Regions from separate parts of the Homo sapiens genome. Here region 2 is linked to region 1. Evidence: chromatin contacts called from ENCODE Hi-C or POLR2A ChIA-PET data. All regions are on one chromosome and are shown on one strand. Each heading gives the region's core, a stretch centred on a gene start or an enhancer-like site at or near the end of the contact. The rest is flanking DNA. Distances are from core to core; before and after follow the strand shown. Region 1 overlaps LOC105374584 (a long non-coding RNA gene). Region 2 holds the start of LINC01118 (long intergenic non-protein coding RNA 1118).

Evidence for each region. Hi-C counts contacts between places; a loop is a spot of excess contacts on that map. ChIA-PET counts read pairs that join two places held with the same protein, here RNA polymerase II (POLR2A). Pooled maps may share reads with other maps.
Region 2: a pooled map shows a loop between it and region 1 (2.1-fold over the local background). The contact joins the promoter of LINC01118 here to the enhancer-like site in region 1. A Hi-C loop is called at or near these places in 1 of 168 maps with a recorded cell type or tissue (posterior vena cava) and 6 of 50 pooled maps. POLR2A ChIA-PET finds 5 or more read pairs at or near these places in 2 of 52 experiments (AG04450 and BJ).

The regions. Positions count from the first base shown.
Region 1 is chr2:46,652,612-46,658,842 of GRCh38, reverse strand. It overlaps LOC105374584 (a long non-coding RNA gene), which reads right to left. Exons shown (of 2, transcript XR_940058.3): 2 at 3,854-6,231. Among named protein-coding and RNA genes, the nearest start is that of CRIPT, 39 kb to the right of the region's middle. Within about 2 kb of position 1,589, at least 8 of the 41 ENCODE cell types and tissues checked have a DNase peak (open chromatin) inside an H3K27ac peak, as active enhancers do.
Region 2 is chr2:46,813,975-46,820,869 of GRCh38, reverse strand. It overlaps LINC01118 (long intergenic non-protein coding RNA 1118), which reads right to left and starts at 4,202. Exons shown (of 4, transcript NR_034099.1): 1 at 3,958-4,202; 2 at 3,437-3,622; 3 at 2,639-2,690. RefSeq lists a silencer at 4,680-4,944.

The sequences.
Region 1 (6,231 bases), core at 340-2,839:
CAGATGGGCCAGCCTCATGGGACACACGGCAGTATGGAGAAGCCTGGAGACGGAGCTGAAGGGGCAAATGGAAATTATTCAGCAGATGTATGTGGCAACATTGTAAAGGGTAAAGGAGTCATCAGCAGACATTTCAGCATCATGGTCGCCTCTGAAGGGTGACCTTCACGCTACCTTCGATAGCGGTGGTAATATTCTATGCCTTAAATTGAGTGGTGGGGCCGCAAGTGCTTATTTTATTCTTCTTCAGCAAGACACATATATTATTTACATTTATTTGCAGATAGAATCCATTTCATAGAATATTTTTAGCAAGTTAATATGGTAGTAACTAGGTAGGTGAGGTAAAATGAAAAGAGCATTCACTAGGCCTGGAGACAAAAGGTGGATGGAATCTAGGCTTTACCACTAAGTAGCTCAGATTAAGCAAATAAATAATCTTTGACGAACCCTGTCAGAGGCTGGGGAACCACTGTCCCTAGCCCCACCTGAAATTAAGTACTGTTGTATCAGCAGCCTTTTTGGGGCCTAATCCTCAACTGAAAGTCAAGATATAGTACTCTTCTCACATGGTTGCTATGATTAAATTAAAGTATATACAGTATATGAAATCATGTGCTACACTAACTGGTGCCTACTTACATATTTTTGCCTCTTCTCTATCCTACCTATGTCCTGTTGTGTATTTCTTTGCAAGTTCCTGTGCTCTGGCCAATCCAATCTCCCTGACCCCCGACCCTGTCCCACTTGGTGCTATATCCAGACAGAAGTTCATGCCCCAAGTCCTTCCCCAGCCTGGTCCTCCCACGTGTCCATCAGCCTGGCTCAAGCCCCACCCTTCCAGGGTGCTCAGCACAGTGTCTCTGTAGTCCTTTACAAACTAGATGTTAATAAAAATAGGAGTTAAGGTATCATCACACATGCTCTCACTGAATGCAACTGGGGCCGGGCGCAGTGGCTCACACCTGCAATCCCAACACTTTGGGAGGCCGAAGGTGGGTGGATCACCTGAGGTCAGGAGTTCGAGACTAGCCTGGCCAACATGGTGAAACCTGGTCTCTACTAAAAATACAAAAATTAGCCGGGCATGGTAGTGCATGCTGATAATCCCAGCTACTCGGGAGGCTGAGGCAGGAGAATTGCTTGAACCCGGGAGGCGGAGGTTGCAGTGAGCTGAGATCGCACCACTGCACTCCAGCCTGGGTGACAAGAGCAAAACTCCATCTAAAAAAAAAAAAAAAAAAAAAAAAAGCAATTGGGACTGTTGACCAGTTAACAGACAATGAAACACACCAGCCTTCAACATCTTATTTTAACTTAAAATGTACAAATATGTGCTTCTTGGCCACTGTTTTGATGAAAGACCCAGGCATTTTATTTGAGCATGAGCTTGTCATCATCTTTCTTGCATCATTCCAGTTTCTGTAAGTTGGAGCAAGAACATAGTCAAGTGTTCTTGTCAAGTCTGTGACCTTGAGAAGTGCAAGATCTTGCAACAGACCTGGTACCAGAAGGACTTTGTATTCCTAAGCACAGTGCTAACTGGAGTAGTGTCCTACAAATTTAGCTGAATTGCACAGAGCTTCTTGGATGGGGGCCGGAAGAGGATTGGGACAAGAACAAATAGGAGAAGCTGTAAGATATGGTGAGTGCCAAAGGAAACTCGTCTTAAATGATAACACTGCCTCTGGTGGTCAATCTCTAGATCAATAACTGGGCACAGTTTCACAGGTACCAAAGCCTTCCACCAGGTCTGTCCCTCTCATATTCAGTTGCTGAATCCTCTTTTCGGGTGTGTGTGTAGGGGCTGGGGTTTGGGAGGCTGGGGAGAAGAGGACAAGCATGGTGAGTGGGGCAGGCTTCACTTTCCCTCCTGAACTCAGCTTCCTTGGCATCTCTGTGCCATTCTTTGTCCACTCTTTGCTCCCAGGTCAGAATTCAGTTCTCAGCAATTTACAAAAGTCTTGACTTGGCCCTGGAATGCTGGCAAGCTCCAGCGGAATCAGAGACCTGAGCACAGTTCCCTAGGGCTGTTGAGGCTTCATGTGAGAGGCTTAGCAAATCCCAAGGAGAGAGTCAGTATACACACGTGCATATACATATGTGTGTATGTGTGAACAGGTATGTATGTGTGTGATTCTTCCCCCCACCTAAGCCAGGTGAGTAAAAACTGTAAATTGCAGGGATTAAAGAAATGCCCTTCCAGTTTATGGCCCCAGGAATTTCAAGGTGTGTACACGGAGGCTATAAATTATATTGTTTTTAATAAATATAATCTTATTTCCCCCACATGGACAAGGATCTCCCAGGGTGCAAGGGAGGCCAGGAAAGTCCAGCTTGTCTGGTGGGGATCAGTCCTTCCCATAGTGCAGCCAGCTATGGGGGGCATGCGGGCTGTGTAGGGAAAGACAGCCAGGTGGAGGCACGCTGGCTACAGTGGCTGCGGCAGAGGGTAGGCAGGGGTGGTGACATAGAAACCCAGGCCCCTTTAGCACTGTGTTTCTCATCCTCCTGTCCACCCACAGATCCTGATTTAGGAGAGCTGGAGAATGGCTGTGAAACTGCTGCCTGGCAGGAAAAAGGAAGGGAATTCCTGAAGTGCTCCTGATTAGCGCTCCCAGAGTGTTAGTCATTTATTTCTTGTTAGCATGACTTGGGTTCTTTAAAGATTTGGACTGGATGTGAAGAAGTCCCAAGGGCAATTACAGCCTGGGTTAAAAGCTTGTAGGAGTTAGGACCTTCTAGCACAGGCTCCTGACATTAAAGATGTTCAAACTATTGCCCAGAGAGGTCCACTGACTTGCCCCAGGTCACACAGCTCATTGGATGGCATGCTTCATGTTTTTTTTTTTTTTAAAGACTGAAACATTCAGAAAAGTTTCATTGATTTTTACACTAAATGAAGAGCAAATTTGTAACCGGTTTCTTTGTTGACTAGCTTTGGAACTTTGGGCAGTGATTTTTAAAAACTTATTATTTTTTTGTAGAGGCAGGCTGGTCTCAAACCCCTGGGCTCAAGCAATCCTCCTGCCTTGGCTTCCCAGAGTGCTGGGATTACAGGCGTGAGTCACCGTGCCCAGCCTGTGTAAGTGATTTAACCTCCATTTCCTCCTCTGTAAAATGGAGTAAATAACACCTCCCAAGATCATTGTGAGGATGCATAAGTTAACGTGTATGAGGCATCTATCTCAAGAACTCCAAGGACTCAATAAATGTTAGGTCTCCTTTCCTTCCCTCAGTATTCATTTTCTCCTCCCTGCCCTTTAAAATCACAGTTAACAAAAAATAAGTTCACAGCTGATTTCATAGGCAAGCTCACCTCAGTCCATATTGCAATGCAATGCAAATAGAGATGTCCTAGCCAGTCTGGGTAAGTCAGTGGCATAGTAAAAGGGATTGTGAGCAGGACGCTGAGAACAAGGGATGGGATTGGGTGGGGCGGGGATTGACTGAAGAGAAAAGGTCTCCAAAGGGAAGGTCGGAGGAGACTCTTACCAGTTATTAAAAAGATGTACTACAGAAGGACAGGCCTTGAGAGAGAGAAAGGGAGATGATAGTGACAGGACCAGAAGAGGAACTACTCAGATGCCATGGGTGGGAGTCCGATTAAGCAAGGAGGCCTGGGACGACTGTGGAGCCCACAGATCCCAGGAGCAAAACAAGCAGTCATTCAACTCCAGTCCCCCAAGGCAGACAGGTGAGCATCAAAGTGTGTGGGTTGCCTGGCGATGAAGCCCAAAGAAAGACACCTCCTTCCTCTGCAGCCATATGAGCTAAGGGAAGGATATGCCCGACCTTCTGCAGCTTTGGCAGAGGGGGCCTTGTCAGCTTCATATACCAGCTACCAAAGGAGTGATTCTAAAAACTGTTTTATGTTCATTACACTTCTTATTACAGCTCTTGTGCCAAAGATGCTTGGCAATGGAAAGCAGAGTGCTTGATTTGTGTAATAGATATTTTCACATGCAGCATACAGAAACACAAAAACAAAAGTGTCATAAAATGTTTGATCTGGTCTTTTTGTAGCAGCCATGGAAAACACAAAGGTTTCATTATCATGATGTTCCCCTGTAGGATCTGCAGAACACAACAGAACATGAGGGGAAGAGGGTGTTACTGCTGTGTAAAATTGGACTGAGGGAACACTGGAGCAGAAATGCAGACCTGAGCGCCCAGTGTGGGTGGCTCACCTTTCAAGCCCAATGGAAATCTAGCCTTTTCTTGGAAACTTTCCTAGCGAAATCTTAGAGGCACATGATGACTTTAGGGGTGTCTCTCCAGGCCACATCAGCCCTGAGGGGTAACCCAGTTTGTGCGGAACAATTCAATCACCTTTGGCCGCCTGGGTTCCCAGGTGCTCATTTCCTCGCACAGAAACCCCTCCTTACCATTGGAGGTAAATCTCCTTGTTGGGTTCCACCTGCCACATCCCAGCTACAACCTCAAGACCCAAGAAACCAGGGTTGAAATGCAAGGCACCAAGGCTGCTGCAGCCATCATCCAAACCCTCCACACAGGCCAGGGGCCGCTAGGCACTGGCCCAAGGCAGGGTGTAGCATCCAGACAAGAGGGGAATGGAATTTGCCAGATAATGGATGCCAGTGATTTGAGGAAGGCAACAGCCAAGGGAGAAATGGAAATGCAAACCAGGTACTGTCCAATGCAGCCGTCTACCTGAAAGGGCTCAGGAGAGGGAATCCATCTGGAGGCAAAGCAGTACAGTCAGGTAGAATTCCCTGAGCCTGAGAGCACAGCTCCAGTCTCTTTTTAAGAGGTGGAAGAGGAGGAAAGGTATCATGGCTTGGCTGGATGATCACTGTCCACTCAATGCTTACTGCTGTTATCACTTGCCCTAGAGAAGAGTTCTTGTTCTCTCCCTGCTGCTAATTACAACTCTTAATAGGTTTCCAAAATGCAGCTAATACACCCTCTGCTGAAAAATGTGGGGTGAGTTCCTAGGCATTTGCCAAGAATCTAGAGCTATTAGTGAGTAGCATTGCTACATCTCTTATCAGAGATATTCCTTTCACCTCACCACAATTCCTCATCCCTGGCCAATCCTCTTTGCTGACAAGGTTCCCAGATTGGGGCTGATGGAGTGAATGGAATGTCTTGCCTGGAATCAGGGGTCACAATAAAATAATAGAGCAGGTGAAGGGAGTGGGCTGAGGTCAGTGAGCCAAAGATGATCTAAATGGATGAAGTCAGGGAGATCATGTCAACAAACAGTGGTTTCAAGCTGGCACGCAGGAGGGTGGTCATGGCAGAAATCTGGAACATGGGCTGGAGCTGCGGCCCTGCCCAGTCTTTCTGCAGCAGGAGTCAAGACGGGGCTGCACTGATGGCCTTCCATAACTGGCCCAGCCCTGGGCCTCGGTGTGGGCTTTTCCAGACACCTCAGCTCTCCTATCTGGGCTGCTGAGGGCTTCTTCCCAGAGGTGAAGGCTTGCTCAAGGTCCCTCTTAGTTCAGGGAGTGAAAGCCTGGAGTTTGGGGGCCAACTGTCCGTCCTTCAAGTCCTCCTCACAATTTCTCTCCAAAGGCCTACAAAGTGTCTCATGCAAAACAGATTCTTCAGACCTGACCCCCTGTTCCTCAGTTCCTATGGTATTTTATGTCCCCTGCCCCACCCTAGACTTTTACTACCTTGCACATTTGGCCATTTTCTTAAATTACCAGCTATATTTTTGGTAATTATAGCCCATGTATCTTATCACGCCAATTACCTAGTGAGTGACTTTGGGTTTAAGTATGAGTGCTTAAAATGTTTCTGATCCTTTGCTAAGTGCTGTGTATAGACTATCCCATCTAATCTGCATAACAAATCTATGAGGAGATGTCATAACTTATTACCCTCATTCTTTTGAGAGGAACTAGGGACTAGAAATGTCAACAAACTTGCCCAGAGTTCTGGCTCGCTCTGTGAGTTGAGCAAGTTATAGCCACTGTGCGCCCCAGTCTCTTCATCTGTAAAATGGGGTGAATAACAGTGCCTACTTCATAAGACTGCCAGGAGAACTAGATGAACTAATGCATAAAGTGCTCAGGACAGCGCCGGGCCCATTGGTGTTTGTACCTGGTTTGCATTTCCATTTCTCCCTTGGCTGCTGTCTTCCTCAAATCATTGGCATCCATTATTGGGCAAATTCCATTCCCCACCTTGTCTGGATGCTCCACCCTGCCTTGGGCCAGTGACTGGGGCCAGTGACTGGTCTGTGTGGAGGGTTTGGAT
Region 2 (6,895 bases), core at 2,953-5,452, 160 kb before region 1:
GCTGGTACCATTCCTTCTGAAACTATTCCAATCAATACAAAAAGAGGGAATCCTCCCTTACTCATTTTATGAGGCCAGCATCATCCTGATACCAAAGCCTGGCAGAAACAACAAAAAAAAAGAGAATTTTAGACCAATATCCCTGATGAACATTGATGCAAAAATCCTCAATAAAATTCTGGCAAACCAAATCTAGCAGCACATCAAAAAGCTTATCCACCATGATCAAGTGGGCTTCATCCCTGGGATGCAAGGCTGGTTCAACATATGCAAATCAATAAACGTAATCCGGCATATAAACAGAACCAAATACAAAAACCACATGATTATCTCAATAGATGCAGAAAAGGCCTTTGACAAAATTCAACAGCCCTTCATGCTAAAAACTCTCAATAAATTAGGTATTGATGGGACGTATCTCAAAATAATAAGAGCTATTTATGACAACCCCACAGCCAATATCATACTGAATGGGCAAAAACTGGAAGCATTCCCTTTGAAAACTGGCACAAGACAGGGATGCCCTCTCTCACCACTCCTATTCAACATAGTGTTGGAAGTTCTGGCCAGGGCAGTCGGGCAGGAGAAAGAAATAAAGGGTATTCAATTAGGAAAAGAGGAAGTCAAATTGTCCCTGTTTGCAGATGACATGATTGTATATCTAGAAAACCCCATCGTCTCAGCCCAAAATCTCCTTAAGCTGATAAGCAACTTCAGCAAAGTCTCAGGATACAAAATCAATGTACAAAAATCACAAGCATTCTTACACACCAATAACAGACAAACAGAGAACCAAATCATGAGTGAACTCCCATTCACAATTGCTTCAAAGAGAATAAAATACCTAGGAATCCAACTTACAAGGGATCTGAAGGACCTCTTCAAGGAGACTATAAACCACTGCTCAGTGAAATAAAAGGGGATACAAACAAACGGAAGAACATTCCATGCTCATGGATAGGAAGAATCAATATCGTGAAAATGGCCATACTGCCCAAGGTAATTTATAGATTCAATGCTATCCCCATCAGGCTACCAATGCCTTTCTTCACAGAATTGGAGAAAACTACTTTAAAGTTCATATGGAACCAAAAAAGAGCCCGCATTGCCAAGTCAATCCTAAGTCAAAAGAACAAAGCTGGAGGCATCACGCTACCTGTCTTCAAACTATACTACAAGGCTACAGTAACCAAAACAGCATGGTACTGGTACCAAAACAGAGATATAGAGCAATGGAACAGAACAGAGCCCTCAGAAATAATACCACACATCTACAACTATCTGATCTTTGAAACTCTCAATGTGCTCAAAAAGGAGTGTTTGAGGATCCAGTAGGAAATGGCTGTGGAAGCTCTACTAGCTCTAAGTGGTTCTGCCTGGTTTGGCTTCCCTCATTCTAGGCTTACTCAATTTTTTTTTTTTTTTTTGGATAGAGTTTTGCTCTTTTACCTAGGCTGGAGTGAAGTGGCACGATCTCGGCTCACTGCAACTTCCACCCCCTGGGTTCAAGCGATTCTCCTGCCTAAGTCTCCCGAGTAGCTGGGCTTATAGGCGCCCACCACCATGCCCAGTTAATTTTTTTTATTTTTATTTTTAGTAAAGATGGGGTTTCACCATGTTGGCCAGGCTAGTCTCGAACTCCTGACCTCAGGTGATCCACTTGCCTTGGCCTCCCACAGTGCTAGGATTATAGGTGTGAGCCTGGCCGACTTACTCAATTATTGCAGCCTCCAAAGCTTGGCTCAAGTCCACTGCCTCCAGGAAGATGTCTCTGACTACACAAGTCTGAACCAAGTTCTCAGCCTGAAGGGGTTATTGTCCACACTTAGTGATATAAGGCTGTTTTCCATCAGCGCTAGAGAGCCATGGGGACACCAGGCAACCCAATAATGACCACAGGCTGGAATCTGCCATGGTGCCCCACAGCACCAGGCCCCATACAAGCTCAGGCCTGCTCTGCTCAGAACTTCTCTGCTTTAGGACTTGGTGGTTTTCCATGTGCTTTACCTGGGATCACCAGATATGGGGGAATCTCTTAACTCCCAGGGAGACGGTTTGAGAAGAGATCTTTGTTATTCTCACCACACTGGTGAGGAAACTAAGGAAGGACCTGGGCAAGGTCACGGAACTGGTTTATGGATTGCAGAGTCAGGACTTGACCTGGGTTCTGATGCTCCCAATACACCCCAGGCTGCCACATTTGCCCAGGGCCTGAAGAAAGCCACACACAACACAAGTGTGTGCACCTGGGGCTCATTAGACCTCTCAGTGGGCTTTTGCCTTTTCTTTGCTTCACCAATTCCTCCTCCTGGCATTCCCGACCTCTCCCAGAACCCTCCCACAGCCCTACAGGGAGCCAGGCAGAGACAGTGATGGCTGGAACAGACCCTGCACACTACATACATGGGGATCCAGGCCACAGCGGGTGGGGCTTTGCTCTTGGCAGGACAAACAGTCCTGGTTCCGAAAGGCCCCAGAGGCCAGGACAGAGTTTTAAATAGCCAGTGTCAGGCCGATTGTGAGGCTCGGTTTAAATTAGCTGTCAGGGCTCCATTGAATCAGGTTTAATTGTTGATTGGTGCTGAAATGATGAATGAGATGTGGCTTTAAATAGGAAGCATAAGTGTTTCAACCTCACCCTGGGCTGGAACTGCAGGCATGATCTGGTGTCCTCTTATTCAAAGAGTTCCCTGGAGGAGGAGAGGCAAGAGGAGGAGCAGAATGAGCGGCCTGGGCTGGCCCGGGTTGCTGCACCTGTTTCTGGGTGGTCTAGTGTTCCAGGACAGATATAAGGATCACCTGATGGAGGCTCAGGGAAATAAGGTCTCAATAATTCAATCAAGCGATCCTTCTTCAACCCATCTGTCCACCATTTTCCTTATCATCCTTTGACCAAGGTGCTTATTCCCATCTGTGCCTTTGCAGGGGTCCCCAGACCAATCTTCCTAGAGTTGACAGAGGAAGTGGGGGGACAAGGCAGAGAGGAAAAGTCCACCATTCTTGGGAGGTCCTGCATTTAGACCTCACTCTGTCCCTCATCAACTGCATGGCTTTGAGAAGTCATATGAGCTCTCTGAGCCTCAGTTTCCATATCTGTAAACTAAGACAAAGCTTGCCCTACCTCCCTCCTGCAAGGAGCTGTTGAGGGATCAAGAAGGCTAAGGCAGGGAAGGAGCTCTGAAAACTGTGATCGCGGCACTACTGATGACTGATCAGCGCCTCCCCTGCCTGGCCCTGGGCCAAGCTGGGGTGACTGGAGGGTGAAGTGTGAATGGGAAGAGGGAGACCCCAATGTGCCTTTTGCAGCCCATGGGCTCCCCTCACCGACACCCAACAGGTCACCGCCTACTCAGTGGTGGTTTTTCACCTTCCCCAGGGTTGCTGGACAGTTCCAGTGCTCTGGGCCAGGGCCGGGTTCCCCACCCACCCTTCTCACCTGAGACCTGCCTGGTGAGTTCCCCCAGCTGCATCTTCCATCTCCAGCTTCCTCTCACCCTCACCTGGAGCCAAGTAGGGCAGTCAGAAGAGAGGGCAAGAGAAGCCCCACAGAGCCAGGGTTGTAACCGCCAGTCTTCTTGGTAGAGGAAGCTGGAGGGCTGATTTCTGGATTTGCCTCTCAAAGCTGGAAGAATGGCAGCAGGTGGGAACCAAGGACCAGCCCCTGGTGAGGGAAAGCTGGGTAGCTTCGAGAAGGCACTGTAAGCCTCCACAATGGTGTTTCTGGGGCTCAGGGCTGCAGTGGCTGCTGCTAGTAACACCCTCCCGAGAGGGTCAGGGAGTAGCCCTCATACCCATGTCAGCTGGCTCCTGCCACCCCTGGCTACACCAGACTCAGCAGAGTCCTCTTCATTAAGAAGGCAACTGTCCTAAAATGCCACATTCCTCATGATGTCACTCCCAGAGTTGGTCAGCAGCCCCCCATGGCCTGTGGGGTGGCGCCCAAGCCCCTGAGCTCACCTGTGACAGTCCTCATGGTCAGCTCCACCTGTGGGTTTCCCCTCTCCTCTTGTACTTTCAGCGGCAGAAAGGTGCACTGAGCGGACATGGGATTCCACACTGGAGTCCAAGCTCACATGTCTTGTTTTTGTTTTTTGAGACAGGGTCTCGCTCTGTCACAGGCTCGCCTTGTCTTGTCTCTGCTCCCTCACTAGCTGTCATCTGGCCCCAGCCTCCTCACCTGCTGGCGTGAGGAATATTTACCTGCTCCAGAGCAGGGCTATGAGGGGTTGGGAGGAGTTGGGAGATGGCCCCAGGACAGCAGCACGAGGTGCACCTGAGGAGCTCAGGAGGGGCGTGTTCAATTTCCTTCCTCACCTTGCAGGCTTGGTGGGATTGTTCCAGGAAAGAATCTACAGGGGAAAATGTGCTTCTGAAAACTTTTAAGAACTACACAAATTCTAGCCTCAGGAGCCCCCTTCTCCTGGATTTCAAGCAAAGGGGCCTGTGCACTCCAATAGGGCCTCCCAGCTGAGGTGTGGGCCACCTTCCTCCCTCTCCCAACATCCTCCGATTCCCGCCCATTTCTCTCCCACCCTCCAGGTCAGTGGCCTTGGGTTCCCTGTGGACACTAGCAGTCCTTTCCGCACCTGCACACCTTCTCTGCTCTCTGTCTTTGAGATGCGTGCCATTTCGTCTTCTACCCTCAACTGTCTTTTGAGTTTTACCACCTCCAGGATAGGGGATTTGAATCACCCTTGTTATATTGTAAAGGGTGGGAAGACTCCAGCTGACCCCAGGGTGCATGCAGAGGCAAAAAAGAGACAAAACACTTTTCTTTTGGTTTTGTTTTGGTTTTTGGTTTTTGGAGACGGAGTCTCACTCTGTCACCCAGGCTGGAGTGCAGTGGCATGATCTCGGCTCACTGCAACCTCCACCTCCCAGGTTCAAGCAATTCTCCCACCTCAGCCTCCCAAGTAGCTGGGATTACAGGCATCCACCACCACACTCGGCTACTTTTTTTGTATTTTTAGTAGAGACAGGGTTTCACCATGTTGGCCAGGCTGGTCTCAAACTCCTGACCTCAAGAGATCCACCTGCCTCAGCCTCCCAAAGTGCTGGGATTACAGGCGTGAGCCACTGCACCTGGCCAACTAAACACTTGTCTATTTGTATGGTTTTTTTTTTTCTCTTTAGCTCAAAAAAGTTTGTTGGGGGTGGGGAGTGGGCTACAGAGGAGATGCTTTTGAAGAGAAAAACATCACAACCCTGAAAATTCTGGTGAAGGACAGAAGGCTCAGGAAACAGGCTCCCCAAAAAGGCAGCCAGGGTGCCAGAGCACGTGACCTGCTTTTCATAGTTTCTGAGCGCTCTCTGCCTGCATCGTTGTGCGTTCCTCCCAGACATGTGAAGTTGGTATTATTGGAATGCCTACTTGCGTTGATGGGGGAAACGAAAGTAGGTATTATAATTCCCACTCCATAGAAAAGGAACCAAGGTTTGGAGAGGTTAAATACTATTGACGATAAAACAACAATAGCTGCCATTGGCTGAGAGCTAATTGTGTGCAGGCTCTGGGGGAAGTGCATTTGAGACATCCTCTCATTGAGTCCCTCAGCCATCTGGCAACGTAGACACCATCGCCCCCATCTGATGGCAACTCAGAGATGTTAAGAAATGAGTCCACATTTAGGAAGTGGCAGGGCTGGTTCTAGGACAGGGGTGGGGCAGCCAAGGGTCATCTGGGGCCATCTTCTCATCTCTGAAGAACAGACATGGCCAAGGGCAGAGCTCTGGCTTTCTTCCCTTTGCCTGGAGTTAGATTTAGGACTTATAGGACCCATAGATGAAAGTGAGAGAGAGGTAGGTTTTAGTTCAACCCCTAAAAACATTTTAGATGAGACTTTCCTTAGAAATAAGGAATACCCAAGGAATTCAAAGTCTGGATGAATCTTCTACCTGGAGTGTTGTAGAAGAGACTCCTCCTGTGCCTGGGACAGACAGGGCTTGGTCTCAGAGCTGGAAGACCATATCCTAGCGCTACCACTGACCTACTCACGTCATGATCTTGAGCCAACTACTTGACCTCTCTGAGCCACAGTTTCCACATTTGTAAAGATGGGAAAGTAAGGCCTTTCCAAAAAGAACGTTGTGTGGATTCTGAAATATGAAATAACAGATGCAAAAGCACTCCTGGCTTGGCCCAGGGTTGGCATCTGATAAATACTGGCTGAATCTGAATCTAAGCCAGGTAGGGGCTGGGATCAGAGGACAGTGACAGTCCCTTGCCACTCTGAGTGTCTATGACTTCCATCACCACACTGGCCATGGGCCCTGCTTATCGTATCTGCCACAGGTAGCCAAATACCCAGGTGAGGATGTCCCCACAGGACTGAGAAGAGATCTGCTAAGAGTATTCAGTTTAACGGCAGCACCATGTCCTTGGTTCAACTTCTTTTTGTGGGGGAGCGTGGAGAGAGGAGGGGAAATTTTATGATCAGTCTGAAGTGGAAAGAAAGCTCTTATCTCATTTCCTTCTCAGAGCTACATGTGATGGCTGTGACTCGGCCGTGGACGTGCTGGGGAGAGTAACGGGAACTGACAGCGGCCTGGGCCACATTCTCTAGTCCTCTTCCCACAGAGGCGTCCAGAGAAGGGGAATCGGGCCCTCTTTGCCGTGCCAAAATAAACTCGCATTGTTTCCAGCTCCATGAGAGGCCTCGAGTGAAGCAGCCTTTGCCAAACCCTAAAAGGAAGGAAGGCTGAGCGGGGGGAGGGAGGGGTCCCTGGATCGGGGGATGCACCCACCACCTCGCTTTCTCCTGACTTTCTGAAAACTCCATGTGGGCAAGCTCTAAAGCAAATCTCAGAGGGCACTGTGAAAATCTGTGCATTTAGGGGAGAAAGAAAGGACTCGAACTCCCATTTGTTAAGGGTCTACTGTATGGTAGGTACTTTG